3 separate regions of the Homo sapiens genome follow, and all the other regions are linked to region 1. Evidence: chromatin contacts called from ENCODE Hi-C or POLR2A ChIA-PET data. All regions are on one chromosome and are shown on one strand. Each heading gives the region's core, a stretch centred on a gene start or an enhancer-like site at or near the end of the contact. The rest is flanking DNA. Distances are from core to core; before and after follow the strand shown.

The links. Hi-C counts contacts between places; a loop is a spot of excess contacts on that map. ChIA-PET counts read pairs that join two places held with the same protein, here RNA polymerase II (POLR2A). Pooled maps may share reads with other maps.
Region 2: a pooled map shows a loop between it and region 1 (12-fold over the local background). The contact joins the promoter of LMAN2 here to the promoter of KIAA1191 in region 1. A Hi-C loop is called at or near these places in 7 of 50 pooled maps.
Region 3: a pooled map shows a loop between it and region 1 (6-fold over the local background). The contact joins the promoter of NSD1 here to the promoter of KIAA1191 in region 1. A Hi-C loop is called at or near these places in 3 of 50 pooled maps. POLR2A ChIA-PET finds 5 or more read pairs at or near these places in 4 of 52 experiments (CD4-positive, alpha-beta T cell, IMR-90, activated B cell and 1 more).

Annotation. Positions count from the first base shown.
Region 1 is chr5:176,359,382-176,363,674 of GRCh38, forward strand. It overlaps KIAA1191, which reads right to left and starts at 2,383. Exons shown (of 9, transcript NM_020444.5): 1 at 2,221-2,383; 2 at 430-537; 3 at 100-186. The coding sequence starts at 127. RefSeq lists an enhancer at 2,139-2,458.
Region 2 is chr5:177,349,301-177,353,593 of GRCh38, forward strand. It overlaps LMAN2 (lectin, mannose binding 2), which reads right to left and starts at 2,368. Exons shown (of 8, transcript NM_006816.3): 1 at 2,152-2,368; 2 at 1,873-1,991. The coding sequence starts at 2,347. RefSeq lists enhancers at 2,309-2,498, 2,509-2,558 and a silencer at 2,453-2,667.
Region 3 is chr5:177,131,606-177,135,898 of GRCh38, forward strand. It overlaps NSD1 (nuclear receptor binding SET domain protein 1), which reads left to right and starts at 2,168. Exons shown (of 23, transcript NM_022455.5): 1 at 2,168-2,347; 2 at 3,482-4,293. The coding sequence starts at 3,499. RefSeq lists enhancers at 1,159-1,710, 1,203-1,497, 1,711-2,264, 2,265-2,816, 2,817-3,370 and 1 more and silencers at 1,534-2,203, 2,284-2,443, 2,504-2,803.

The sequences.
Region 1 (4,293 bases), core at 1,133-3,632:
GATTAACCATTAATATATAGTTCCGATAAAATGGTTTCTGTCTAGCTTAAAACATTAATAAGGGCAAAACATGATTTTACCAAAAAGAATTAAGTTTACCAGGCACTTCTGGTTGTCTTGAAGCCATTGAAAGACTGGGATCCAGGTGCTTTTTCTATACAGAATTCCGAGCTGAGTCCCTGCCACCTAATAAAATAACAAAGGGCATTTTCTTATGGTGAGCAGCACCAATGCTGTTCTTCTGGCAGGCACACAGAATTGAACGGCTTGTTTACAAGGTTGAAACACACATGCAAGAGCCAGTGGGTGACAAACATGCCAATGAAAAAAGAAGGATAAAGTCAAACGTCTCACCACACCTGTGGCTGATCTTAACACCTGTGAGATGACAGAGCTAAGATGCCATACATGGTGAAAAAGTCACCTTACCACAGTGAAATGATGTGATGACTAAGCGGACAGACAGATGTTAATGAGGAACATGGTCCAGCTGCTGCAAAGTAGCAAAGCTTCCCAGGAAGAGTCCATCCAGAGGTTCTAATAACAACAAACAGCCAGCATTGGAACAGCCCGTCAGAGTCTGCCAAACACTTGTTTATTCCCCACAACAACCTTGCTCATTTCATTTTCTTAACTCACAGCAAGCGGCTAGATACTACAGTAGGGAAATTTGTTCTTTATAGCTAACACTATAAACTATTTACAGCGTTTATCTTGTCTTTTAATCCTTGCAGCAAGATGGCAAAGCAGATATTATTTATCCCAATCCCAATTTTTTTTTTTTTTTTTTTTTGAGACGGAGTCTCACTCTGTCGCCCAGGCTGGAGTGCAGTGGCGCGATCTTGGCTCACTGCAAGCTCCACCTCCCGGGTTCACGCCATTCTCCTGCCTTAGCCTCCCAAGTAGCTGGGACTACAGGCGTCTGCCACCACGCCTGGCTAATTTTTTGTATTTTTAGTAGAGATGGGGTTTCACCGCACTAGCCAGGATGGTCTTGATCTCCTGACCTTGCGATCCGCCCACCTCGGCCTCCCAAAGTGCTAGGATTACAAGCGTGAGCCACCGCGCCCGACCCCAGTTTTTTTTTTAAGCTATCTCTTACAGAAAGGCTATCCCAAATTTAAAGAGAAGGAAACTGGCCGGGTGCGGTGGCTCACGCCTGTAATCCCAGCATTTTGCGAGACCCAGGCGGGCAGATCACTTGAGGTCAGGAGTTCGAGACTAGCCTGGCCAACATGGTGAAACCCCATCTCTACTAAAAATACAAAAATTAGCCGGGCATGGTGGCGGGCGCCTGTAATCCCAGCTACTCGGGAGGCTGAGGCAGGAGAATAGCTTGAACCCGGGAGGCGGAGGTTGCAGTGAGCCGAGATCGAGCCACTGTACTCCAGCCTGGGCGACGGAGTGAGACTCGGTCTCAAAAATAAAAATTAAAAAAATTAAAAAAATGTTAAAAATAATAATAAAGAGAAGGAAACTAAAAATCAGAGGAGTTAAGTAAATTTGTCCACGGTCACAGATAAGTGGTCCGTGCGCAAGGTAGGTAGTTTCATGCCCAGTTTACAGGGGAGTTAAAACGAGGGCCTGAGAAAGTTACTCTTGTTTTTCAGCTTGCTACACCGTCCCTCTATCCCGATAGGACTCAGACAGAGCAAACAAGTTATTGATAGTTCTTCACTAACGAGCATCGCAAAGGCCGAATTCAGCCATCCTCCCAGTCCAGGGAGCATTCCCGCCCCAGACACGTCCCCTTCCCCTTTCCCTTTCCCTGTGCCCCCACCCCCCAGCTCACCGTCCCTCTGCCTCTCCTTCACAATATACAAGACGGTGCCGCCAGGATACGAAAGGCCGGCTGCTTCACCCACCCCTCCAGGCTAAGATTAGGGCCAGGACCCTAGCCGAAGGCGGGGTGTGGGGAGATGAGGTTGAGGACAAGCCGCGGGGGCTCGGGCTGGGCTGGTCCCACGAAGCGGAGGGGAAGCCCGTACGGGAGCTGCAGGGCATTCCCGGAGAGAAGCCCCATTACGGAGACCCCAGAGAGCGGAGCCAGGGAGGCAAGAGGCGACCCAGCCGAGCTCGAAGCCGGGATGAAGGGTTAAGAGGTGCGGGGAGAGGGGAGTGGCTTGGAGGGGCCCCGAGATCGGGCCTCGCCGGAAGCGCCCCTCCTGATCGCCAGAGAACGCAGCCCCAAGGGAGGGCCCAGGCCCGCCATCTGTTCACCTGTGATCCTGCTGCCGCGGGACTGCCTGCGGCCCGGAGTCCGGCACTAAAAAGGTTCCGAGGGCCCACGTCTCCCGAGAGGCTGTGGCGCAGTCTGGACCCAAGCCATTGTGAGAGCGGCGGCGATTTCGAAGGTCCCCAAGACCCACTAGGTAGCAGTACCACCCAGCGGGCAGGCAGCACTGCAGATAAAGCCTCCGGAGACCGCGGGATCTCGCGCGAGACTTGGCCCAGCGGAGCACAGGGCATGCTGGGAGTTGTTGTCCACGATCGCGAGACCCGCCCCCTCCCCATGCCCTTCGCCGCCCAGCGAGTTGTGGAGCCGCAGCTCCGAGTGTGGAATCCGCCAGCCCCGAGAGGAAACGCCACACTTCACCACCACTTCCTCAGCGCGTGTGCTGTGCCTGGGTCCGTGACAAGCTAAGGGAAGACGGAGGTAGCATAGTAAAATGACACCCACAAACCCAAGCCCTCAAGGCTCAAAAAGGGCTGCCAAGTGCGAGCACTTGTCATCCTGTTTTTCCCACTTCACGGAGGTGAAGCTGAGACTGGGAGAGATGAGAAGTCACTTCGATTAGCAAGCGGTGCAGTGAGCACGGACTGTCTCCCAAAACAGCGGGGTTAGGCAGGGTTCGTACTAGTAGCTGAACCAAAAAAGGGAACCGACCTCACCTGCCTCCCCTAGGGAAGGCGATCCTAATATCATTTCTCTTTTACATAAAGGAGAGTGAGGCTTAGAGGCGCCAGCTGAGGTGTCAGTCACATCCTGAAGGAAGACTTCTCTTATCCCTGAAGGGTTCACAAAGAAGGCGAAGCAACGAAGTTACAGCAGAATTTGCAAAAATCTATCCACGTTTCTACCCCAGTCCAAAGCTCGCCATCAAAACTCATCTCAGGAGAGCTATGATTGGTGGTGCAGGGTGAATGTCACATTTAGATTTCAGCATTTGAGGCTTCCAGCCGTACTGGCAGAACTGAGAGGCCTTGCTCATGCGACTTGAAACTTAAGCGCTGTTTCCAGACCAGGGTGCTTGAGTGCACTAAGAATTAAAGTCTTTGATGAATTCTATAATTAGCTTATCAACAGCACAATTACATTGCAGTATAATTGTGTGTATATGTGTGCGTGCGTGTGTGTGTTAAAGGTGTTCCTTTGTTAATTTGGAGCTTTTAAAATATGCCATATTTTTTAACCTCTGTGGAAGCAAAGCTGGCACCTTGCTCTTTATCCACCACAGGAAGGGATGTATATCACCTCTCAGTCAGAAAAGGAAGAAATAGCACTTTGCACCCTTATGTAGATCATAAGGTGGGATCATCTCATTTATTTCTTAGCCACAAATACATGAAAACTTAAGACTTTCCTGGAAGTTACTATTTGATTAAAACAACTTTTTCTGGCTGGGCACGGTGGTTCAGGCCTGTAATCCCAACACTTTCAGAGGCTGAGGCGTTCGAGACCATCCTGGCCAACACGGCGAAACCCCGTCTCTACTAAAATACAAAAATCAGCCAGGCGTAGTGACAGGTGCCTGTAATCCCAGCTATTCTGGAGACTGAGGCAGGAGAATCTCTTGAACCTGGGAGACGGAGGCTGCAGTCTGCCTTGTCCTAGGTACCCCCAGTGACTGCCAAGGCTTCCACGTGTGTAGCACGAGGAGGAAGAACAGGAGAAACGACCTGAGTACAGCAGTCGGGTTCTTTTGGCTCTCCAGAGGGGTGACGCCATGTACGGCTGGCTGTAGGGTACATGGGTTGAGAGACCGCCTGTGGCTCTCAGGGCCCAGCAGGGCTACCTCTTTCCCTTTATATTGTCTCAACTCTTCACCTCCTTTTAGTTCGCGATTCCTCTGTACCCCTGGCTCTGGGTCCCAGCCCCTATTCCTTCTGATTTGTCCCCCTTTCCCTTTGACTACATATATATGCTCCTCTCCTCCCAGATAGTGATGTTTTAGCTACATCTTATTTCTTCCGGCATTGATTCTTTTGAAAAATTTATTTCTGGCTGGGTGTGGTGGCTCATGCCTGTAATCCCAGCACTTTGGGAGGCCTGAGATCACACTACTGCACTCC
Region 2 (4,293 bases), core at 1,118-3,617, 990 kb after region 1:
CCGGATGGAGTGAATGAAGGAGATAAAAAAGGGAAAAGTTTAGGAAGCATCTCTCCAGCTCATTAAAGGAAGAGGCAGTTCTTGGGAAACACTGAACAGAAAATTCTGATTTCCAAGCCATTTCTTTCCAGAGTTTACAGGAAGCACTCCAAATGTTTCAGGAATATCAGCAGAGCCAAATAGAAAGGTGGAGGAAGGAAGGCAAAACAATTGTACTCCAGACTGAAAATTCGATGAAGGCAAGTGCAGAAGCCTCTCAGTCCTGTGACATCCTCGAGCCACTGATGATGCCAACCATCAGCTATCTACAACCAAAATGTAAGCCACTGTCTTAGATGCGTCTATTACTTGTGGCTACTCCTGATTTCTACAGTTCCAGCACTGTTTGCACCTTGCTTTCAAAAAATAATAATAATGCTATACTGAACTCATTTCCATGAAAAATATAAGGCTGAATTATCATTTCTTTAAAATATCTGAAAGCCCTAAGACAGAATGTGACAGAATGTGACTCGGGGGAGATAGGGTGGTTAATGAAGAAATGTCTGCGTGGGTGGCACTTGAATTGAGACTTAACAGATGAGAAGGAACCAAGCAGGCATGAGGAGCCAGGAGGCAGTGTCCCAGACAGAGGGAACAACAGGTGCAAAGGTCCTGAGGCAAGAAGGCAGCCAGGGGGGGCTGGAACAAAATTAACACAGAGAATGACTGGAGATGCACAAGGGGCCAGATTGTGCAGACATAATGCATGCTTACCCCTTCACAGGGGACTCCACGCTCTGAGGATCAGACTGAAAGCTGAAGAAAGTATCCGCAGATGCCACTAACAGCAGTGTGGAGGCTCGGGGCAGGAAGGAGAGGAGGAGCAGAGGGGACGGGCAGACCAGGCAACACAAGGACAGTGTGGGTTCCCAGAACTAAACAAGAAAGTCAACCAGCAGGGATCAGAGAGCAGGGTGATGGAGAAAACTAGAACACTGGCCAACAGCTTAAGCCATGGGAAGGGCTGAGATTAGGCAAGCTGGGGCAGGAGCAGGTCCCGCTCCAAGCTGTAACCCAGCCCCAAATTATTCTTCTTTCCCCTTTTTCCTCACCTTGACTGCCTCAGTGTGGATTCTGTGTAGCAGCTGTCATTGGCCACTGCTCACATACTACATACTACATACTCTGAGGCAAAGGTCACAGACACTAGAACTGCCCACAGGTCCAGTCCCTCCACACTACTGATGACAAGACCCTCAACCAAGCATTGCAAAAAGGGTTCTAAGGGGTTCCTCCACTGTCCAGGTGAAAAGAGTCAAGTACATCGAGTGAACTGCTGGGCTTAGAGATCAGACAAATCAGAGTTTAAATACTGTTTATGACATTTGCTAGCTGGGTTATCTTTGTATAGTCATGAAAGCCATCTATTTCAAACAGCTTGTTTGAAAATTAAATGCAATAAGGCATGGCAAGGTCAGTGCCTAATACACAGCAAAACACCCAATAAAGATCCAGTTCGCTCGGTTCTTCCCATTACTGAGGGGGTTCAAGGCAGACAGCCTGACAGTTCCACTACTTTCTGGCTATGTAACTTTGGGTAAGGCCCTTTCAAACCTGAGTCTTAGCTTCTCAGTGGGTAAAATGGAGATAACATTACTCATCTCGCATGGCTTTTAAAGTGAGGAGGATGTAAAGTGTCAAGCGCAGCTCCTGACACATAGTAAGTACCCAATACCCATCGCCTCTTATTATTGGTGGGTGTGACCGAGATGAGGAAAAGGCCAGGGACGGAGGTGCAAACCTATAAACGAAGCTGGGGTCTCAGCTGCTCGGGAGGCAGGGACTAGCAGCCAACCGCACAGTACGCCTATCCTCTTGAGAACCACTCACCTGGTGGTTCCAGATAGAGCCCTCTTTGCTGCGCTCGTCAGGGGTCAGACGTACGTACTGGCTCGTGAGCATAGTGCTGCCCTGGAAGTCCCAGAGGGGCATAGAGCTGGAACCGACCCCTGTGGGAAGAGACAGGTGCTAAGAGGCCACGCCAGGACTGGCCTCACCAGAGGCAGGAAACCCACAGAGATGCTCTGCTCAGGAGAAAGGGCACGCCTTCCCCTAGCCCTGTTCAGCCTCGCCCTCACTCTTCACTCATTCCCGCCCCAAGGGCTTCACCTTGGTAGGGCTTAATGAGCGAATGCTCCCGCTTGAGATGTTCACTGTTGCCGTCAGTTATATCCGCAGTCACAGACCCCAACAACAAAAGAAGAAAGAGAGGTGTAGTGGGGCCAGGGCCGGGGCCGAGAAGCCCAGGCCTTCCCAGGCACCGCCGGCCCCAGCCCCAACGCCAAATCCAGCCTTCCGCCGCCATTCTCCTCTCCTCTCGGCCACTTCCGCCCTAGAACTTCCGCCTTCCGGGGGTCCCATCTATTGGCCTCCGGCCGGAAGCTCTTCAACTTTACTGTCGCCAGGGAGTCAAAAAGCAAAGCCTCCGCAGCAGACGGGGCGGCAGCTGCATTGGCCGGGCAGCCTCTCATCCTGGTTGAGTGCAGTTTCATCTCCTTAGAGGCTCCAAGGCACACGCCGGCCAGCCCCAGCAATGGGTTCTTTCGAGCGACAAGAGCTGTAACCAGTCACGGAACAGCACGTTAGGCTTGCGAGCCAATGAGGAGCAGAGGGATGGTTGGAGCCGGCGGGAGCGCGAGGGCCGTCCGCGACTCGGGGCATGCTGGAATTTGTAGTTTTTGTCGGTCGCTCTAATGGGGCGGATTCGCGAAGACTAGGACGTCTTGGGCTTCTGGCCGCAAGTCCCGTCTCTGGAATAACCTTTTCTAGTCCTGGAGAAAGGAGCTCTGAATTGAAGGCGGAGTCCTGCATTCCAACCCTTGTCCTCCCCGGGTGGCCCTGGGCAAGCCTTTAAGCCGTGCCTGCCGTCAGGCGCCCCAGCTTCGCGCCTTTGGAGACTCAGAATTCCCAATTATTTGAGGGCCTCCACTACCCTCAACTCCTCAGGCCTAGTCGGGTTGAAGCAAGAGGAACAGACACAGATCCTGGCCTGGGACCCCAGTGATGACTGGAACTCATCCCTATGCAAAAGAGCGCAGTGCCTGGTACAGCAAGTAACGTCCATGGAAGGCCCAGGAAAGCTGTGAATCAGAGGTCGAAAACTGGTGGCCTGCAGCTGAATAGAGCTCTGTTTTACCTGCCAATATTCTAATAAATGGCTTAACTACCAGTATTTTAAAGTCAGAATATAGAGGCTGGGCGTGGTGGCTCACGCCTGTAATCCCAGCACTTTGGGAGGCTGAGGCCGGCGGATCACGAGATCGGGAGATCGAGACCATCCTGGCTAGCACGGTGAAACCCCGTCTCTACTAAAAAATACAAAAAATTAGCCGGGCGTGGTGGCAGGTGTCTGTAGTCCCAGCTACTCGGGAGGCTGAGCCAGGAGAATGGCTTGAACCCAGGAGGCAGAGCTTGCAGTGAGCCGAAATCGCGTCACTGCACTCCAGCCTGGGCGACAGAGCGAGACTCTGTCACACACACACACACACACACACACACACACACACACACACACAAAGTCGGAATATGTACATTCACATCAGAAATCCAGACTTCCGGCTGAGCTCAGTGGCTGAGGCCTGTAATCCTAGCACTTTGGGAGGCAGAGGCGAGCAGATTACCTGAGCTCAGGAGTTTCAGACCAGCCTGGGCAACACGGTGAAACCCCGTCTCTACTAAAATACAAAAGAAATTAACGGCGTGGTGGCGGACACCTGTAGTCCCAGCTACTCGGGAGGCTGAGGCAGGAGAATTGCTTGAACCCAGGAGGCAGAGGTTGCAGTGAGCAGAGATCACGCCATTGCATTCCAGCCGGGGCGACAGAGCAAGACTCTGTCTCTACAAAAAAAAAAAAAAAGAAGAAGAAGAAGAAGAAAAGAAATCCAGACTTCCGTTTTTTTACCCAAAAAAAAAAAAAAAGAAGCAGCAGCAAAAGATCTAGGCACACATTCCCACAACAGAACAATAGGCTGGAGCTGAATGGGACTGCCCCTCCACCAATGCCTTCCTCTTCTAAGCTGGTCCCCACCTGGTCACTCGTTTACAGCACTTGCCTGGCTCCTCCAGACATTTGAATCAATGACTCCTGTTGTAGATCACAGGGAGGGATGTTGGTTGCTTGCTCCTTTTAGAAACTGCCCTCTTGAATGAATGGACTTATTCAGGATTGAGTGCTGAATCTTTTCTTGGTCATATATTTTTCGTTCGCTTTTTTATTATTAAAGTCACACATTCTGGTCAGGCACGGTGGCT
Region 3 (4,293 bases), core at 918-3,417, 770 kb after region 1:
GCAGGGGAAGGATGGAGTTTAGCTGGCCAGCACTAATGTCACACAGGGCAACGCCAAAAATGGCCTTTCTCCCAGGTGGGCTCAAAGTTAACAGAAGGCAGTGAGTAAACAGTCCACTGGGGCAATAACTATGCACATTTACTAAGCCATGGGAAGAATAGTAGTCACGTGGCCCTCGAGGGCGGTGCCCTCAGCTTGAGATGGAGTTAACTCCAAATCTAATCACAGAAGGCTTTCTGGAGGAGGCGGAATTTTTATGGCGGCCGGATCCGGCTTTCTCTGAACAGCGAGAAGGCGCTTAGCGCCCTAGGGACCAGGTAACTCCTGAGGTGAGCTTCTTGGTGGGGATCAAGCCCAGGGGGCGACGGAGTCCGGGCTGGGGGAAGGGCCCGAGGGGCTGGAGTCGCAAGTTCAGGCCCAGCTTGGGCTCCCTGTCCCGCCCTTCCGCTGTCTTGGGGGATTGGACGCCACGCGGTCGTGCTAGATTCGGTGCTGCGGGCCCGGTGCAGGATGCAGGCCGTGAGGCCCCAGGCCGAGGGCTGCGCCAGCGGGCTTGTCCCGGCCAGCCGGGCGGTCCCGTGTCCCGGCGCAGCTCCGCTGGGGTCCAGATGCCCGGCCCTCAGGGGCGAGGCGCGCACTCCCCGGGGAACCGGGCTGCGGAGCAGGCGGCCCGCTCTGGGCGGCGGTGGCACGAGAGGGCCATCTGCCTGGGTGCCGAGAACTGCAGCGTCCGCGGTGCGAGGCGCGGCCCGTCCCGTCCCGGCCCCCAGCCCGGCGCGCACGCACATACCCACGCCGGCCGGCGCCCGCTGCCCGAGCCCCCGTGCCAGGCCCAGACCTTGACTAGGCGCGGGAGGCGGTGCAGGGACTAGAGGACCCCCTCCCCCGGCGTTCCCCTCGCCCCGCCCGAGGCTGCGAGGACCCCTGGGCTCGGGGGTGGTGAGGGAGCTTCGTCCCGGCTGGGCCCGGGCTGGGGACTCGGCCTCCCTGGGCGGGGGCCGCACGGCTGCAGGCCGAGGTGCGGACGCGCTGTCAGGCTGCAGCCCGGCTCGGTGCCGGGGGTGGGCTCAGCGCTGGGGTCGCCTGGCTTCGTTCCCCCGCGGAGGCCACGGCCGGGCGAGCAGTGCCGGGGCGGGTAACCCGACCCGGCTCCCCAGAGCCGCTCACCCCGCACGGCCCGGCAAGGGGAGGGAGAGGGATGGGGGGAGGGGGAAGGGAAGGGGTGGTGGGTGAGGGGCTGTGGGCACCGCAGGGCCGAGTCCCCGGCCCGTCTGCGCTGCTGTAGGGCGGCTGCCCGCGGCACCCGGGACGATCCAGCCTCTGCCTCGCGGGCGTCGAGCCTGAGACAGGAGGGAGCCCTGGGGCTGCACAGGCTTGGCTCAGGGAGGCAGACCCGAGCTGCTGCCTCCATTTTGTTTCCTGCTCAGCTTGGTCTGTGGTGGTGGTGGTGGTGGTGGTGTGGGTTTGGGGTGCGGCCGGGTAGGGGGTTCGCCTGCGGCCGCGTCTGCTCGGGGCCTGAGGCCTCGAAGACCCCAGCCCAAGCCCCCAGGTGAGCCCTGCGGCAGGAGGGGGGTTGCCTTGGCCTCGGGCCGAACCCAGCGGGCTGAGGGCAGGTGCCCAGTGGATGGGGAGCCTGGGCTGTAACCTAAGATGGAGGCCGGGACTGACGCGGGCCCGAGCAGGGCTGGCGGGACGATCGGACAGGCCTCAGCCGCGCCAGGTGCCGCCTGGGTTGGGGTTCGAGACGCGTAGGGTGCGGGAGCCGTGTGCGGCCCGAGGCCAGCGCCGTGCCCCGAGGTAGGTGAGGGGATCGGAATGCCACCCACGACGCCCGCAGGCCCCGACACTCCAAGGAGGCGCGCGAGGCCCCTGGGGAGCCCGCCTCAGGCCCCGCCCGGGCAGCCGGGCCGGCCCGTAGGCCCCGGCCGCGAGCGGGCGCGCAGGGGGAGGGGAGGGGGCGGCAGCGGCAGCTCCGCTGATTGGGCGGCGCTCTCACAAGCCCGACTTCACCCGCCCTGAACCCCGAAGAGTGAGAGAAGGGAACGCGCGCGCTCGGTGGGGGAAGGGGTGCGCGCGCACTCGGGGCCCAGCCGCACGCGGGCCGGCGCGAGGCGCTCGGTCGCACGCGCGGCCGCGGGGGCGCGCGCGGTGGGGGTGTGAGGAGGAGGAGGCGGCGGCGGAATAGGCCGGGGCAGGTCGCGCTCGCTGCCTTCTCCCCTGAAGAGAGACGCGGGGGGAGGGGGGTGCGGCGAGCGGCCCCGCTCTCTCCCCACCGCTCCGCTCGCACCCCAGTGTAATGAGGGTCACCCCCTCCCCCCAGCTGGCCCGGGAGGGGGCGCGGGGCACGGTAACTAGTGCGCTGGGGTGGGCGGCGGGCAGGCGCGAGGAGAAGGGAGGGAGGAGGGTGGCCGGGCGGGGAAGATGGTGGTGGCCGTAAGGTGAGGGGCTCGGGGGAGGGCCAGGCGCGATGCGGGGTTGGTGGCCGGCGGCGCTGCAGCCGCCGGCCTCCTCCCCCTCCCCCTCCTCCATCACTACCAGCCGGGCTCAGGCCTAGCTGGCCGGGCTGCCGCGAACTTCCTCCCGGCGCGGCCCGTGCCCCGCCGGCCGCCTGCGAACACCTCGGCCTCCGCCTCCCCTCAGGTAGCAGGCTGCGGGGCGCGGGGCCGGCTGCCCTCCCGCAGCAAACTTTGCTTGCTGCTGAATATTGATGAGAGCGATCGGCTCGGCTGGGAGGTGCTGCCGCGGCTGCGGGAAGGAGCGCGGCCCGGGCAGGCGGCGGCGGCGTCGGCAGCAGCCATGTTTTTCGAGCTGTAGCAGCTGCTGCTACCCTGACTGGGCTTCGCTGGCCGCCTCGGTTTCTCCCTCTGCCGGGTCCAGGCCTCTTCGCCCTGCAGCTGCGGATCCAGCAGGCCTGCATTCAGGAAGGCGAGCTCTGGGGTGCAGCCGCCTCGGCCGGCTCGCCTGCGGCCTGCGCACCGCCGCTGCAAAGGCTCCGGCGCTGGCTGGGCGCAGGGTGCAGCGCTATTGTGACCGCTGCGCCCTAGCGAGCCAGGAAGGGGGGGGTACCTTTTTGTGCAGGGTCCAGGAGCCCCCCTCGGACCCCGCAGCCTTTTGCTTTTGAGAGATCCAGCTGCTCGACCCCTGGCGAGGGAGGGGGAGGACTAGTCCTGTTTGAGAATTGGGAATTTTGACGGGCAGAGGGGTTTTAATTTTAGTTCATCCCAAGTGTCCACCAGTCTACAGAGGAGGAAAAAGAGACGGGCTGTTTCTATGTAGCAGGATCGGCCCAGCTTCGGGAAAATGGAGTTTTCAGAGGCTCATCGAGGCCATTTTTTCATCTCCAGTCGGGGGAACTTTTTCTGCCCATGGAAGTGCAGCAGAAAGGCATAGAGGCCACTAGGCCTTGAAGTGGCTGCCATTTTAAAGAGTCGAGTCAGATGGCCTATTAACTCAGATTAATTGCTGTGCTTTTGGATTCCAGGTTGATGCCGGCCCAGGATGGATCAGACCTGTGAACTACCCAGAAGAAATTGTCTGCTGCCCTTTTCCAATCCAGTGAATTTAGATGCCCCTGAAGACAAGGACAGCCCTTTCGGTAATGGTCAATCCAATTTTTCTGAGCCACTTAATGGGTGTACTATGCAGTTATCGACTGTCAGTGGAACATCCCAAAATGCTTATGGACAAGATTCTCCATCTTGTTACATTCCACTGCGGAGACTACAGGATTTGGCCTCCATGATCAATGTAGAGTATTTAAATGGGTCTGCTGATGGATCAGAATCCTTTCAAGACCCTGAAAAAAGTGATTCAAGAGCTCAGACGCCAATTGTTTGCACTTCCTTGAGTCCTGGTGGTCCTACAGCACTTGCTATGAAACAGGAACCCTCTTGTAATAACTCCCCTGAACTCCAGGTAAAAGTAACAAAGACTATCAAGAATGGCTTTCTGCACTTTGAGAATTTTACTTGTGTGGACGATGCAGATGTAGATTCTGAAATGGACCCAGAACAGCCAGTCACAGAGGATGAGAGTATAGAGGAGATCTTTGAGGAAACTCAGACCAATGCCACCTGCAATTATGAGACTAAATCAGAGAATGGTGTAAAAGTGGCCATGGGAAGTGAACAAGACAGCACACCAGAGAGTAGACACGGTGCAGTCAAATCGCCATTCTTGCCATTAGCTCCTCAGACTGAAACACAGAAAAATAAGCAAAGAAATGAAGTGGACGGCAGCAATGAAAAAGCAGCCCTTCTCCCAGCCCCCTTTTCACTAGGAGACACAAACATT